2 separate regions of the Homo sapiens genome follow, and region 2 is linked to region 1. The links are chromatin loops, found by intact Hi-C in ENCODE. Cell type or tissue: psoas muscle. All regions are shown on one strand. Links, peaks and the distances in the headings refer to the core of each region. The heading gives the core; the rest is flanking DNA.

Evidence for each region. Hi-C counts contacts between places; a loop is a spot of excess contacts. Peaks named below come from ENCODE experiments on the same cell type or tissue, not always from the same donor. Only the 100,000 strongest peaks of a DNase experiment are listed, where the experiment ranks them.
Region 2: a loop joins it to region 1, with 7 times the contacts of the local background. A loop is called at or near these places in 73 of 110 quality-filtered maps.

What each region holds. Positions count from the first base shown.
Region 1 is chr7:112,538,768-112,547,051 of GRCh38, reverse strand. No RefSeq gene overlaps it. Among named protein-coding and RNA genes, the nearest start is that of LSMEM1, 62 kb to the right of the region's middle. RefSeq lists a silencer at 5,060-5,247. In psoas muscle, for the core only: no CTCF peak of the experiment used is centred there; no DNase peak of the experiment used is centred there.
Region 2 is chr7:113,408,908-113,417,191 of GRCh38, reverse strand. No RefSeq gene overlaps it. Among named protein-coding and RNA genes, the nearest start is that of SMIM30, 290 kb to the right of the region's middle. In psoas muscle, for the core only: no CTCF peak of the experiment used is centred there; no DNase peak of the experiment used is centred there.

The sequences.
Region 1 (8,284 bases), core at 2,190-7,189:
CAGGGGATTTAGTCTTTCCTGCCTGCTGACTCTGAAGAATCCAGGCAGCCCGGACAAGGGGGGTTCCCTACAGTGCAGTGCGTCCACTCTGCCAAGGGGCAGCCAGAGTGCTTTATTAAGCGGGTCTTGATCCTGTGTCTCCTGACTGTGTGAGACCCCTCCCAACAGGGGTCGCCAGACACCTTATAAAAGAGTGTTCCCACCAGCATCAGGTCGGTGCCTCTCTGGGATGGAGCTCCCAAAGGAAGGAGCAGGCAGCCATCTTTGCTGTTCCGCAGCCTCCACTGGTGACACCTCCAGGTGTGGAATGACCTAGGTGAATAGGGTCAGGAGTGGACCCCCAGGAAACCACAGCAGCTCTATGGAAGAGGAGTCTGACTATTAAAAGAAAAATAAATAGAAAGCAACAACAACAAAATGAAAAAGACCCCACAAAAAAACCATCCAAAGGTCAGTAGCCTCAAAGTTCACAAAGATGAGAAAAAATCAATGCAAAAACGCTGAAAACTTGGAAAGCCGGAGTGCCTCTTCTCCTCCAAATGACTGCAATACCTCTCTAGCAAGGGCACGAGCTGGGCTGAGGCTAAGATTGATGAACTGACAGAAGTAGGCTTCAGAAGGTGGGTAATAACAAACTTCAGTGAGCTGAAGAACTATAGTCTAACCCAATGCAAAGAAGCTGAGAACAATGATAAAACATTACAGGAGCTGTTAACCAGAATAACCAGTTTAGAGAGTACCATAAATGACCTGATGGAGCTGAAAAACACAACACAAGAACTTCACAATGCAACCACAAGTATCAATAGCCAAATAGACCAAGAAAAGGAAAGAATCTCAAAGCTTAAAGACTATATTGCTGAAATAAGTCAGATAGACAAGATTAGAGAAAAACAGAATGAAAAGGCATGAACAAAACCTCTGAGAAATAGGTGATTATGTAAAGAGACCAAACCTACGACTGATTGGGGTACCTGAAAGAGACGAGAACCAAGTTAGAAAACCAAGTTAGAAAACATACTTTGAGATATCATCCAGAAGAATATCCCCAACCTAGCAAGAGGGCAAATGTTCAAATTCAGGAAATCCAGAGAACCCCAGTGAGATACTCCATGAGAAGATTATCCCCAACACACATAATTATCATATTCTGAAAAGTCAAAATAAAGAAAAAATCTTAAGGGCGCCAGAGAGAAAGGCCAGGTCACCTACAAAGGGAAGCCCATCAGACTAACAGTGGACCTCTCAGTGGAAACCTTACAAGCCAGAAGAGATTGGAGGGGTCAATATTCAACATTCTTACATGAAAGAATTTCTAACCCAGATTTTCATATCCAGCCAAGCTAAACTTCATAAGTGAAGGAGAAATAAAATCCTTTTCAGACAAGCAAATGCTGAGAGAATTCATCACCACCAGGCCTGCCTTGCAAGAGCTTTTGAAGGAAGCACTAAATATGGAAAGGAAAAACTGCTACCAGCCACTACAAAAACACACTAAAGTGCACGGACCAGTGACACTCTGAAGCAACCACATAAACAAGTCTGCAAAATAACCAGCTAGCATCATGATTACAGGATCAAATTCACACATAACAATACTAACCTTAAATGTAAATGGGCTAAATGCCCCAATTAAAAGACACAGAATGTCAAGCTGGATAGAGTCAAGACCCATCAGTGTGATGTATTCAAGAGACCCATCTCACATGCAAAGACACACATAGGCTCAAAATAAAGGGATGGAGGAAAATTTACCAAGCAAATGGAAAACAGAAAAAACCAGGGCTTGTAATCCTAGATTCTGACAAAATAGACTTTAAATCAACAAAGATCAAAAAAGACAAAGAAGGGCATTACATAATGGTAAAGGGTTCAAGAAGAAGAGCTAACTATTCTAAATATATATTAACCCAATACAGGAGCACCCAGCTTCATAAAGCTAGTTCTTAGAGACATACAAAGAGACTTAGACCCCACACAATAACAATGGGAGACTTTAATACCTCACTGTCAGTATTAGACAGATCTTTAGAGACAGAAAATTAACAAAGATATTCAAGACTTGAACTCTTCTCTGGATCAAGTGGACCTGATAAATATCTACAGAACTTTCCACCCAAAAACAACAGAATATATAGTCTTCTCAGTGTCACATGGCAGTCACTTATCCAAAATCAATCACATAAGATCACATAATTGGAAGTAAAATACTCCTCAGCAAATGCAAAAGAACTGAAATCATAACAGTCTCTCAGACACAGTGCAATTAAATTAGAACTCAAGGCTAAGAAACTCACTCAAAACCACACAACTACATGGAAATTGAACAACCTGCTCCTGAATGACTTTTGGGTAAATAATGAAATTAATGCAGAAATGAAGAAGTTATTTGAAACAAATAAGAACAAAGAGACAATGTACCAAAATCTCTGGAACGCAGATAAAGCAGTGTTAAGAGGGAAATTGATAGCAATAAATGCCCACAAAAAAAGCTAGAAAGATCTCAAATTGACATTCTAACATCACAACTGAAAGAACTAGAGGACCAAGAGCAAACATCCCAAAGCTAGCAGAAGACAAGAAATAACCAAGATCAGAGCTGAAATGAAGTAGATACAGACCTGAAAATCCCTTCAAAAAAATTAATAAATCCAGGAACTATTTTTTTGAAAAAATTTAAAAAATAGATACACCACTAGCTAGACTAATGAAGAAAAGAGAGAAGAATCAAATAGACACAATAAAAAGTTATAAAGGGGATATCATCAATGACCCCACAGAAATACAAACAACCATCAGAGAATACTATAAACACCACTATGCACATAAACTAGAAAATCTAGAAGAAATGCATTAATTCTTGGGCACATACACCCACCCAAAGCTTAACCAGAAAGAAGTTGAGTCCCTGAATAGACAAATAAAAAGCTCTGAAATTGAGGCAGTAATAAATAGCCTACCAACCAAAAAATGCCTAACACAAGATGGATTTACAGCTGAATTCTACCAAAGGTACAACTAGATGGAACCATTCCTACTGAAACTATTCCAAACAATTAAAAAGGATGGACTCCTCTCTAACTTATTTTTTGAAGTGAACATCATCCTGATACCAAAACCTGGCAGAGATAAAACAAGAAAACTTCAGGGCAATATCCCTGATCAACATCAATGCAAAAATCTTCAATAAAATACTAGCAAACTGAATCCAGCAGCAAATCAAAAACTTATCCACCACGATCAAGTCGGCTTCATCCCTAGGATGCAAGGTTGATTCAACATATGCAAATCAATAAATGTAATTCATCACATAAATATAACTAAAGACAAAAACCACATGATTATCTCAATAGATGCAGAAAAGGCCTTCGATAAAATTCAACATCCCTTCATGTTAAAAAACTATCAATAAACTAAGTATTTAAGGAACATACCTCAAAATAGTAAGAGCCATTAATGACAGACCCACGGCCAATATCATACTGAATGGGCAAAAGCTGAAGCATTCCCCTTGAAAACCAGCACAAGACAAGGATGCCCTCTCCCACCACTCTTGTTCAACATAGTATTGGAAGTTCTGGCCAGGGCAATCAGGTAAGAGAAAGAAATAAAGGATATTCAAATAGGAAGAGAGAAAGTCAAACTATCTCTGTTTGCAGATGACATGATCCTATATTTAAAAACCCCATTGTTCCAGCCCAAAAGCTTCTTAAGCTGATAAGCAACTTCAGCAGAGTCTCAGGATACAAAATAAATCAATGTGCAAAGGATCACAAGCATTTCTATACATCAACAACAGACAAGCAGAGAGCCAAATCATGAACGAACTCCCCTTCACAATTGCTACAAAGAGAATAAAATACCTAGGAATATAGCTAACAAGGGACTTGAAGGACCTCTTCAAGGAGAACTACAAACCACTGCTCAAGGAAATCAAAGAGGACACAAATGAAAAAGCATGCCATGGTCATGGACAGGAAGAATCAATAATCAATATCGTGAAAATGGCCATACTGCCCAAAGTAATTTATAGATTCAATACTATCCCCATTAAACTACCACTGACATTTTTTACAGATTTAGAGAAAACTATTTAAAAATTTATCTGGAACCAAAAAAAAAGCTTGTATAGCCAAGACAATACTAAGCAAAAATAACAAAGCTCTAGGCATCATGCTACCTGACTTCAAACTATACTACAAGGCTACAGTAACCAAAACAGCATAGTACTGGTACAAAAACAGACACATGTACCAATGGAACAGAATAGAGAACTCAGAAGACTGCATATCTACAACCATCTGATCTTCAACAAATCTGACAAAAACAAGCGATGGGGAAAGTATTCCCCATTTAATAAATGGTGGCAGGGAGAACTGGCTAGCTATATGCAGAAAAATGCAACTAGACCAGTTCCTTACACAAAAATTAACTCAAGATGGATTAAAGACTTACAGTAAAACCCAAAACTATAAAAAGCCTGGAAGAAAATCTAGGCAATACCATTCAGGACATAAACATGGGCAAAGATTTCATGATGAAAATTTCAAAAGCAATTGCAATAAAAGCAAAAATTTGCAAATGGAATCTAATTAAACTAAGAGCTTCTCCAAAAGACACATGAAAAAATGCTAATCATCATTGGCCATCAGAGAAATGCAAATCAAAACCACAATGAGATACCATCTCACACCAGTTAGAATGGCGATCATTAAAAAGTCAGGAAACAACAGGTGCTGGAGAGGATGTGGAGAAATAGGAACACTTTTACACTGTTGGTGGGACTGTAAACTAGTTCAACCATTGTGGAAGACAGTGTGGCGATTCCTCAGGGATCTAGAACTAGAAATACCATTTGACCCAGCCATCCATTACTGGGTATATACCCAAAGGATTATAAATCATGCTGCTATAAAGACACATGCACACGTATGTTTATTGCAGCACTATTCACTATAGCAAAGACTTGGAACCAACCCAAATGTCCAACAATGATAGACTGGATTAAGAAAATGTGGCACATATACACCATGGAATGCTATGCAGCCATAAAAAAGGATGAGTTCACGTCCTTTGTAGGGACATGGATGAAGCTGGAAACCAACATTCTCAGCAAACTATCGCAAGGACAAAAAGCCAAACACTGCATGTTCTCACTCATAGGAGGGAATTGAACAATGAGAACACTTGGACACAGGAAGGGGAACATCACACACCGGGGCCTGTTGTGGGGTGGGGGGAGGGGGGAGGGATAGCATTAGGAAATATACCTAATGTAAATGACGAGTTAATGGGTGCAGCACACCAACATGGCACATGTATACATATGTAACAAACCTGCATGTTGTGCACATGTACCCTAAAACTTAAAGTATAATAAAAAATAAAAAAATAAAAAACTAAGAGCTTCTGCACAGCAAAAGAAACTATCATTGGAGTGAACAGACAACTTATAGAGTGGGAGAAAATCTGACAAAGGTCTAATATCCAGAATCTACAAGCACCTTAAACAAATTTACAAGAAAAAAAAAAACATTAAAAACTGGGCAAAGGACATGAACAGACATTTCTTAAAAGACATTTATGCGGCCAAGAAACATATGAAAAAAACAACATACTGATCATTTGAGAAATGCACATCAAACCCACAATGAGATACCATCTCATGTCATGCGAGTCATCATGGCAATTATTAAAAAGTCAAGAAACAGCAGATGCTGGTGAAGCTGCAGAGAGACAGGAATGCTTTCACACTGGTGGGAATGTAAATTAGTTCAATCATTGTGAAACCGAGTGTGATGATTCCCCAAATACCTAGAACCAGAAATACCTTTTGGTCCCATAATTCCGTTACAGGTATATACCCAAAGGAATATAAATAATTCTGTTATAAAGATACATGCACACGTACATTCACTGCAACACAATTCACAGTAGCAAAGATGTGGAATCCACCCAAATGCCCATCAATGATAGACTGGATAAAGAAAATGTGGTACATATATACCATGGAATACTATGCAGCCATAAAAAGGAACAAGATCATGTCCTTTGCAGGGTCATGGATGGAACTGGAAATCATTATTCTCAGCAAACTAATGCAGGAACAGAAAACCAAATACCGCATGTTCTCACTTATAAATGGTAGCTGAACAATGAACATATAGACACAGGAAGGGGAAGAACACACACTGGGACCTGTTGGAGAGTCAGCAGGAGGGAGAGCATCAGGAAAAATAGCTAATGCATACTGGGCTTAATACCTGGGTGATGGGTTGACAGGTGCAGCAAATCACCATGGCACACATTTACCTATATAACAAAACTGCACATCCTGAACATGTACCCCAGAACTTAAAATTATTTTTTTAAAAAAGAGGGAAAAAATTCAATGTGTTCCATAAATAATTTGTAACACTTAGTGGATTTTTATATCTCACTAAAAGTCATTCCACATTGTAGCAAGTTAATAACTAACACACTCTCTTATTTATCTAATTTTTTTTTCAAAGAACAGAGCCTGCTGTTTGACTCAATTTGCCAACCAGCATAGATTATTGTTGGATGCAGAGGATCTTACGACCCTTCACTTGTTCTTAATTAACCACAAGAGCTCCACAGGGAGAATTCTAGTGTATAGCATTAGTCTCTACTTGAAAATCAGTCTATTTGTACTTAGCACTAGCTTCTCCAAAGCTCTCCCACGACTCTCCGCTGAGTCCTACATCCCATGTTAATGCAGCATCTCAATCCCTATGTCGACAGAGATTAGAAGACCATTTTTCATCTAATTCCCTTGCCCCACAGCACTCACCTCTGTCAATGAGAGTGTAGCTAGGAGGAACTCAGCAAGGTGCTGAGGAAAGCTGGAATGAACCCTCTGTGAATATTAAATATACTGAGGTGAAGCACTGAGAGAACACCGATGAACTATTGTTTCAGTAGCTTAAAATGAATTAACTTTTTATCACATTCAGGTTCTAAGATAAACGAGAAGATGAGTGAAGCATTACCCAAGACATTTGCTTTGTGGTTGTGCAAAGGAGTAGCCTAACACAGAAGGCTACTCAGTCTGTGGTCAATCTCAGAGGTGTTTGGATCATGCTGCAGTGTGGGGAGGATTGAAAGAGGGCAAGACCGGAGTAGAGAGACCATTTAGAAGACAGAATTAAAGCAGTAAGTGTGGGATAGAAATGACAGGAAAACAATTAAGGAGGAAGATCTAAAACATAATAACCAGGTAGAATCAGCAGGACCTGAGGACTGACAGGCAGTTTAGAGAAATTAAGAACAGGACCCTGCAGTCAGTGACTTCTGGCACTATTATTAAGAATTCTGGCTTAGTAAGACTAACAGAAATAGCAACTGAGTTATTAGTAATATTGGATTCGTAGTAATATTGAATTAGTAGTAATATCGAGTGGAAATAGTGAGAGATAGGGATGATTCTCAGGTTCAGGATTACATGACTGGTAAGTAGAGGTACTTTCTCTGGTAAAAAGAGGAAATACAGAAAGAAGAACAGGTTTGGGTGGGAGGAGGGAAAAATGAAAAAGATGCTGTGTTAGAGGAGCTTGGGAAACATGCAGTTAGAAACATGCCACAGGCAGATGCATAGGTGAAAACTGCAGGCAGGAGAGGAGTTGAAGTGTAGAAATACAGAGCTGTGAATGGTCACACATATTAGTAGTTGACAGTATCAGTAAATGAGAAAAGAGAGAACCAGGAAAAATACGTAGAATGTAGGAAAGGGGGAATGGAGTGAGAGGGAAGACCAGAGGGCTTGCAGGGAAACAAGGGCAGCAATAGTGACACAGAAGCAAGGGAGGGGAGAGTTCTAGAAACAAGGATCTGATCAGACACGGCCTCCTCACCAGATCAACCCAAGCAAGGTTGTGTCCAGAAATGCATAAGATTTGAGAACTTCTCTAGGACCTCAGGCCCAGGTCTCAAAGAGGATCCCCTGGGGCACACTAGGAACCTCCCACCAGTCTTCCTGGAAGCCGCCCTGATAGCAATGGCCAGAACAGAGCAGTCCTCCTCTACATTCATATCTCGAGTCAGCCAGAAGTTTCACAGCTCCTACAAAGCAGAGAGAATTTATCCCACTGTTCAGTATGTGGCCCACGTCAGCTTCACAGCAGCTGGAAAAAATTTAAAACTCAGGGAATCATGGAATGGTGACAAAACAACTTGCCTACTAATAAGTTAGAGATGAGAGTTATATGTTGGAACTGCAAAGCTGACAATCTTGGATTCATCTATACTATAGTGATAGAGTAGT
Region 2 (8,284 bases), core at 2,087-7,086, 870 kb before region 1:
TTCTTGCTGAGTCTCTCCATTAAAAAAATAATGTTACTACTAAAAATGTCCCTCCCATGATAGATGTTGTTTATTTTACACAGAAAAACATTTCCTGACGGCTGTTTTTCAACATTTAATCTTGTGACAATAAGAAAACATGAGGTAAAATATATTAAATACACTCAATATGCATTACACATTTCTGAATCACTATTCAATTTTACTAAGTGAACACACAGTAATTAGTTTGATCCTCTTTAAGAGAACAAAGCATTGACTGATTTCATTGTGCTGGGTAAATCAGTCACTATATGCCTTTCATTCATGGTTAGCACATCTCATGTTGCCAGAGTGGAATTTTTTGGGGGCTTCTGAGTCTGTTCATCAATCTCATGAAATTGATGGGTTGAACAGCACTGAAGACAAGGGAAAGAAAGCTCTGAAGTCCATGAGCAATGTGGTGGACTAGTCAGCAGAGGTGATTACAACCCCCACAGTTCTGGGCTCCAGCTCCCCAAAGGCAAGCAACGATGGGCAAGGGAGAATGACTTGGTACGTGCCAAGTCTCACAAATAGTCAAAATTACCTTTGCAACCTTTATTGTAGTAGTATTCATAGTTCCCCTTGTCATTTAATTAAGACCATTTTCCTCCCACTCTGAACCCCACCCCAAATAATTTACTGCCCATTTTAAACTGTCTAAAAGGTTTGGTGTACACATGTGTGTGTGTTTATGTGTGTACAGAGAGGGCTAATTTAAAAGCAAGTCCTATGAGATGTCAGCATCATTAAATTCCTTTTAAACATAATTAAGATACATTTAAACCTCAAGATATGACAGCTTCTTCAATACAAAGTTTTGTCCTTTGCGTGCTGTCTCTACACACAAGTAATTTTCCTTAATATTACCCAACAATAGAGAAGGAAACCCCTAGAGCAAGGAGCTATGGCTATAGCAGAAGCTAAGCTGTTGCCCTGCTCTTTCTTCTTCATTTGAAACTCATCTTCTTTTGATTGTTTGTTTTCCTTTAGTCATCTCTGAACTTCTTCAGCAACCTCCTAAGCCATCTCGTAACTTCTGCATCCTCCAAAGTTGAAGATCTCAGATGTTTAGATACTTTTGGTGTATCTGTCTTTGACCCAGGTGTGGATGTATTTTATATATTTCTACATCATGTGGTTAGTCATTTTCTGCTGGCAAATCAAACACACCTAAGTTTGAGATCTATGTCTTCTGCTTTTGCCTCCTGACATATTGCTTCCATTTGTTCATTATCAGAAGGTCAGTGGGAGCAAATGCAAAACCGGACCATAAACGTGTCTACTTTTCTCATTAGAATACAAAGTGAAAGGCTGTAACTTTGCAGATGCATCAACCCACCATTCTACATCAACGTGGTAACAGGATCTTCACTTCAATCTGCCAAAATTCCAAGTTTTAGGATGAGGACGACAACTTTGATGAAGGGACTTCAGAATATGAGCTCACTCTGTGGAGTGACACTCAGGACATGATCCATTTTCACATGTTCACCACTAGCAGGAGCACCACTGGTGGGTGAGGAGACCCCTGAGAGCTCAATTTTCATAAAGATGTAACAGTAACAGTAAAAAGGCTTGTCTGGGTAGATAACTTATAGGATGGGACAGAAGGGCAACTGTGTATTCATCTGGCATTGGTACATCTTATTTTAGTTTCTTATTCTTACAGTTTTTGGTCATTTTTTTCTGTATATATTTGTAAGTAATTATACCATCTGAAAATAATAATAATCTTGTATTTTCCTTTCTAAAAATTATACCTCTTCTTTTGGTTTTGTATCTTATGGCTTTAAGGATTAGTGTTCTTAGGACAATTAGATAGCAGTGATAATAACAAGTATTTTGTTTTCCATCTGATTTTAATTGGATACTCTTAAGAATTAAGTCAGCTATTGATTTGAGATGAATATTGTTATAGAAACAACATGTTAAATTTCATGTGAGTTCTAAAAAAACTTTTTTAAATAAGAGTATATACTTTTTCCAGATTTTTTCTCATTTTATTGAAATTAGCCAATTGCTTTTCCTTTTCTGACCTATTAGTTAAGAAGTAATTTACTAATTTCTTTCTTAATATTCAACTTTGTATAATGCATGTGATTTTAAATACAAGATGGAAAAACCAGACCACCCTCTGAGAAATGTTTAATCACTAAACACATTGTATACATTTCTGTCATATAAGAGATTTATATTTAATCATGATCCCAATCAGCAAGTGTCTCTTCCCACTAAAGGGAACAAATTATAACTTTTCACTGCTGCAGTAAACAGCAAACAGATTGCTGTTTACACAGAAAGAGGAAAAACAGACATAGGACAGAGCATGAAGATTAGAAACAAGCTATTCCCTCCTTAATACTAAGTAAATAGCAGCAGGCATTTTACAGAGCACATTAAAGGGAACAGACTGCTGTAGAAATCAATTGATAAAGACTTGTTAAATGAAAGCAAACTCTGAGCAATTATATTAGCAAGCAATTAGAATAATCTGTAAATGGTAGTAAGGACCCCACAACAAAGAAACCACATGGATTGCTGCCCCTTCCTTTTGTGCTCATAGTATTATTGGCTCGTTTCCATTAAACAGTAATATATTTAGTATTGAAAAGGAAATAATGGGACAATAGGACTTATGAGCTGCTGTTATGGCATTAAACAGAAAGTGCCCTTATACTGTGTAGTCAGAGAAAATTTGTCTCCAGCTGAGACTCCAGCAAGTAAATGACTATTCTTGCCAAGAGGAGATCTATTTAACTCTCTCTATGTTAAAAGCTTAACAGAGAAATTCACAAACAGAAAGAACCCTGATCATAGCCAAAATGCAGCAGACAGACACACTGAGTAGAGCATGAATGATTGGAGAGTCCTGCATGGCACCAGCGCCCTATAGAATATACTGAAGGCCAATTTCATAAGAAGTAAGTGATACATATTTAGGAAGGGGTATCTTTTAGGAAAAATATGGTGGGATATAACACCAGAAAATCCTTGGTCTGAATCTTGGTCAAGATATACTATGTGGCCATTAGCAATTTTTTGAGACTATTTTTGTTTTATCTGTAAAACGGAAATATTAATAATCACCTTGAGAAGATATCAGAACTGCATGAAATAGATGTGTGTGGCACAGGGCCCACATATGGTAAGGGTTCACTAAGAGATGGTTTGTGACTTTATTATTACTGAAGGAAACCTTGGGTAATATGACAGGGAATTAGAATAATATTTAGATAGAAATAGGGACCCTGACATAAAGAAGGGAAATTTTCCTGACAGAACATTGTGGGGCAAGAATGATATAGGACATAAAAAAATGAATAAAACTTGAGAAAAGAGGACCCCAGTATGCATACAGGTAAGGTGTGTCTATCTCCTAAGCTCTGTTAGCAAAAAAAAAAAAAAAAAAACTTAGTCAAAATTAGTTCCTTAGGGAGAAAGGAAATGTATATCAGAATCTACTTTTTTAGGTAATATGGTTTTATGTTCAAGTTAAGGTATGCATTATTTCACGTTGAACTATGAATCCACCATTCTCAATAAATCCTCTTTTGGTCTTTAGGAGATTCCATGGAAAGTAATCATGTAAGAGATAACCTCAAAGAGACTCCAGAAATCCTGGAGATCAGCATGGGTGTGATGGATAGTTTTCTGTGTCCATTTAACTGGACCACAGAATACCCAGATTAAACATGGCTTTGGGATATGTCTGTGAGGATATTTCCAAATGAGATTGGCATTTGAATCAATGGACTCGGTAAAGGAGATTGCTCTCCTCACTGTGGTGAGCATCACCGAATCCTTTGAGGGTCTGAATAGAACAAAAGGTGGAGGAAAGAGGAATTTGGGTTTTTTTCTTCTACATCACTGCGTGAGATAAGACATCTCATCTCATCTCATGTCTTCTCCTCCTGCCCTTGGACATCAGCACCTCAGGTTCTCAGGCCTTCTTAGTCAGACTGAATGACACCACCAGGTTTGGTGAGTCTGCAGCTTGCTGACAGCAGAGTGTGAGACTTCTCAGCCTCCAGAATTGTATGAGACAGTTCCTCATGATAAATCTCTTTCCTCTCTCTCTCTCTCTCTCTCTCTCTCTCTCGTATGTGTGTGTGTGTGTGTGTGTGTGTGTGTGTGTGCATATGTGTATACAATACTGACTTTGTTTCTCTGACTAAAACAATGGGCAAACTAAGTAAGTCATACCTCTTACAAAATTATGGTTTAACAGTATTTATTTTTGGGTGGACAGATTATGCATCTTCAGACTTGCCCCATTATATCTTACGTGTTTGCTTCTGTACTCGTGACTCTCATTTGACTATAAGTTCCTCAAAAGCAGGCACAGTTTTTTTCTCTTTTGTGTTCTGTAGCACTAAGCATGGCACACAGAACTGCCTTAGGGGCATTGCAGGGCTTAGATATTTTGTAGCGGTCCCACTCCATATCATTTGAAGCATATTAAATTTTAGTAGCCAGATTATGGCTCATTAAAAGATTATTTTTACCATAACATTTTAAAGATATTTGTAATTTTGGTTTTTGAAACTTGGCCATGAGCCAAATATTTTATTATTGGTTCTGACTTCTCCATAGTCTTAGCTTCATAATGCACTCTTAGAAATTCTTGCAAAGGAAAATAATCCAAATTACATTTTTTCATTGGTCATAAAATGGTAATGGACATGAAATTTAACAATTCATGAAGTTGAAACAACATTAAAAGTTGTAGACACTTAGACACTGATTACTTTTACCTTTTAGGCTTATTTTCTTTTCATAATTTGGAACCGATGGTATTTTCTTTCAGTTCTTAAATTGTCAATGGCCTTTGAAGAGTTCAAGCCCTAAGCACTAGGCCTATGGTGTAACATGAATTTACCTGCCTTAATGGCATATAGTAGATGGTCAATTAGTGTTTGTGGATTAGATAGGTAATTTGAGAGTAGACATATGCCACTGGGTATGAGCCAAAGCATTAGCATAGTTTATGGTGCAGCTTTATTTTAATGGTGATGCCACTAAGCCATTTGACACATAGCAGTGGCTAACTTTATCAGTCTCATTGTTGGAAAATTGGAAAAGTAGCATTTCTAGAATTGGAGGATTAAGCTGGTATCCAAAAAGGTGCCATCCCATAGTCTAAGTCATCCTATAGTCTAAGGACTATGATCCTCAGCAAGTGCAACCAATCTGAAAGCAGGGAAGCAGAAGTCAGACACCCTCAGGACTTCAGAGAGAGAAGTTAGGACCCACAAATGTTGGCAATATTAGAACCAGGCCTTGTTGCTGAGTCTCATGAGGGGAGGGGACGCTGAAAAGTGGGCTTAAAAACTACAGATTCCTCTGACTCTCACTTCCCTAGAAAAGCTATCTTAACAAGCCATCTTCCCCCAAACTGTGTGTGAATGTCTATAGTGAGTAGATAATCCTGAGCGCAGGAGGACTTCTTATTCTTTGGATATTATAGGAAAAAAAATTAACAATAACTTTAAGTAGTTGAGATGGACAGAGAAGAGAACAGTTGGGTGGGATTCTAAGTTGAGATTTCTTACCTTTGTTTACTGACCCCCCCACCCCCACCCCCACCCCCGTGGCAATCATGTTAGTCCTTAAAGAGCCTTTGCCTGTCCACTCCTGGACCTATAAGTCTCAGTCAGGTTACTATCTGCCTAGGAAACACCAGTGAGTCCAAGGCTGCACTCTCATTTCTAGGCAAGCTGGGAATACAGTTGAAGAGCTTTAAAGCTTCAGTCTGGATGGATATCAGTTCCCAAAAATGTCTGAGATTTTCACATCACACTATTTTTTCAGGATTGTTTCTTCACTTCTGTCGAGGGTGAAGATTCTACATGCTAGATTTGGGACAGAGGCTTTGGTAGGTGGTCATTTACAATTGAAAATTGGATTTGCCTTAATGATTCCCCAAAACACTTTAACCACAGTTGGATATCTAACTGTGAATTATGCATGTATTTCATCAAGTATTCAACTTTTTTATTAAAATGTGTTGGATACAGAATTGTCAGTCATTTGTTGGTTTAAAGTTAAAAGTTGTACAAAGTACATCTTTCTTAGCAATATTGCCTCCAGGAATTTGATAATGACATTCATGTCTGGATATTCTGTCTTACCAAGAGCTTTTGTGAGATGGAAAAATGCCAAGTATTATGTTAGAGCTGTTCCACTTTTGAAAAAATGACCATGTGCGAGAACAAATCTGACTAACACAAAGTCTCAAAGCCTTAGTGAGGAGGGTTGGAAGCTCATATGTAATGTCTATTATGTGCTAACTTTGAATACAAATATCTCTTTTAATAAGCATTGCTTTCCCAATGGTGTTTATCAGATTCATAACTCTGCCTTTTTTCAAAGCAAAATCTTGTAACATGAATTATATAAGAAGGCCCTGGATGACTTCAGAGCACTTTCTTACCTGCTCAGTCATCCTCAGTGGCACCCTATCTCCCACTGGGTCAAGTTTGAACAATTCTGAGGGCTTTCAAAGTCTTTGCTAATTTCTCTACATAACCAGCCAATTTCTCCTTCCTCCCCACAAATTTCTTCTGAACAATGTGGGTCATTCTTCTTACTAACCTGAAATATATTATGCTCATTGCCACCTCCAAGGGCCTTTTGTTCCTTTCTGTTCCCTATGCAAATGTCACCAATTTTTCAAGAATCCTTTCACAGTTCACATTTTAGCAGAGTTCTATGACCAGAAGTGCTACAAAAATGTTAAAACATAATCTTACCTATGGCACAGTCATTCACAAGTATGGACTTAAAATAATGATAATATACAGAAGTCAGTAGATATGTATGGCAAAAGAAGCTCTGATGTTTTATCTCTGTAAAATAAAGTGAAGTGTGTAGCTGATGTTGGATTGCAACTTCAAACTCTAAGTCCCTTGGAATACGAGAAGTGGCATTTTCCATGGGACCTTAGGTCAACATATGGTTTTCAATCCTCCCCTGAACTACTTGATCATAACATTGAAAAATTCAATTTTTAATAATTATCACATTCTAAAGCATAGTCCACAGTATTTGGTACTGATACCACCTCCCTAATAAGGTACCAGAATTGAAGGATAAATAAAATACCCAACTTCCTTTTATTTTCATGAAAGGAGACAGCTCTTCAAAAATGCTCTATACTTCAAAATGAAACTCATAGAGACTAACCATAATACTTTAGTTGATATTTTCTGTATAAGCAGGACAAGTAACCGTAATTATCAGTCATACAACTCTCTAGGCTTGAGTAATGTTAATTGTTCAGCAGAGGTTTCTTGCTATGGTTTTATGAAAATAGAGCAGTTGTCAGGATATTTTTCTGAAAACTTTCTTATATTTAGGGATTTTATAAGTAAAATTTTTAAAAAGTATTATTTTGAGATTAAAGGTAATGAGGACCAGATGAAATACCACACTTTTGAGGTAAATAGAAAAATACAAGTACAATTACACATGTAAAATGATCAGGTCAGGTTAAAATCATTGCATTTAATCTAAGATTGTTGATCTGATAAGAATTTCGTTTTATATAAATATATTGGTCAGGGTACTCCAGAGAGACAGGACTGATAGCATATAGAGACAAATGTGAAGGAATTTATCAGGAGAATTGGTTCACTGGATTATAGAGGCTGAGAAGTCTCATAATAGTCTGACTATAAGCTGGAGAACCAATGAAGTTGGTAGGGGGCTCAGTCCAAGTCCAAAGGCCTAAGAGCGGGAAGCAAAGGGTGAGAGGTAGCAGGGGGTAAAGAAACTGCTGATGCAAGTCCTGGAGTCCAAAAACTGAAGAACCTGGAGTTCTGATGTCCAAGGGCAGGGGAAGAAGGGCATCCCAGCTCTGAAAGAGAGACAGCAAGAATTTGCCCTTCCTCTACCTTTTTATTCAATCTGCATCCCCAGCCAATTGGAAGGTACCTGCCCACATTGAGGGCAGATCTTCCCCCACTCAGTCCACTGACTCACATGCAAATCTCCTCCAGAAACACCCTCACAGACACATCTGAGGCAGCCCACTCATTCTAATCAAATGCCAAACCACTTGGGCTTCGTTTTTAGCAAAAGAAGGATGGGCTCAGAGCCTACTAAAACATTGAGAATAATTAATGCAATTATTGAGAATAAATAATGTATTACCAGCTATCTGGATATCCCCTAATTCAGTCAAATTGATACCCAAAATCAATCATCACAATAAGCCAAAGCTACTTTTTGGTCAATAAAATCCAACAAGTATGCATTG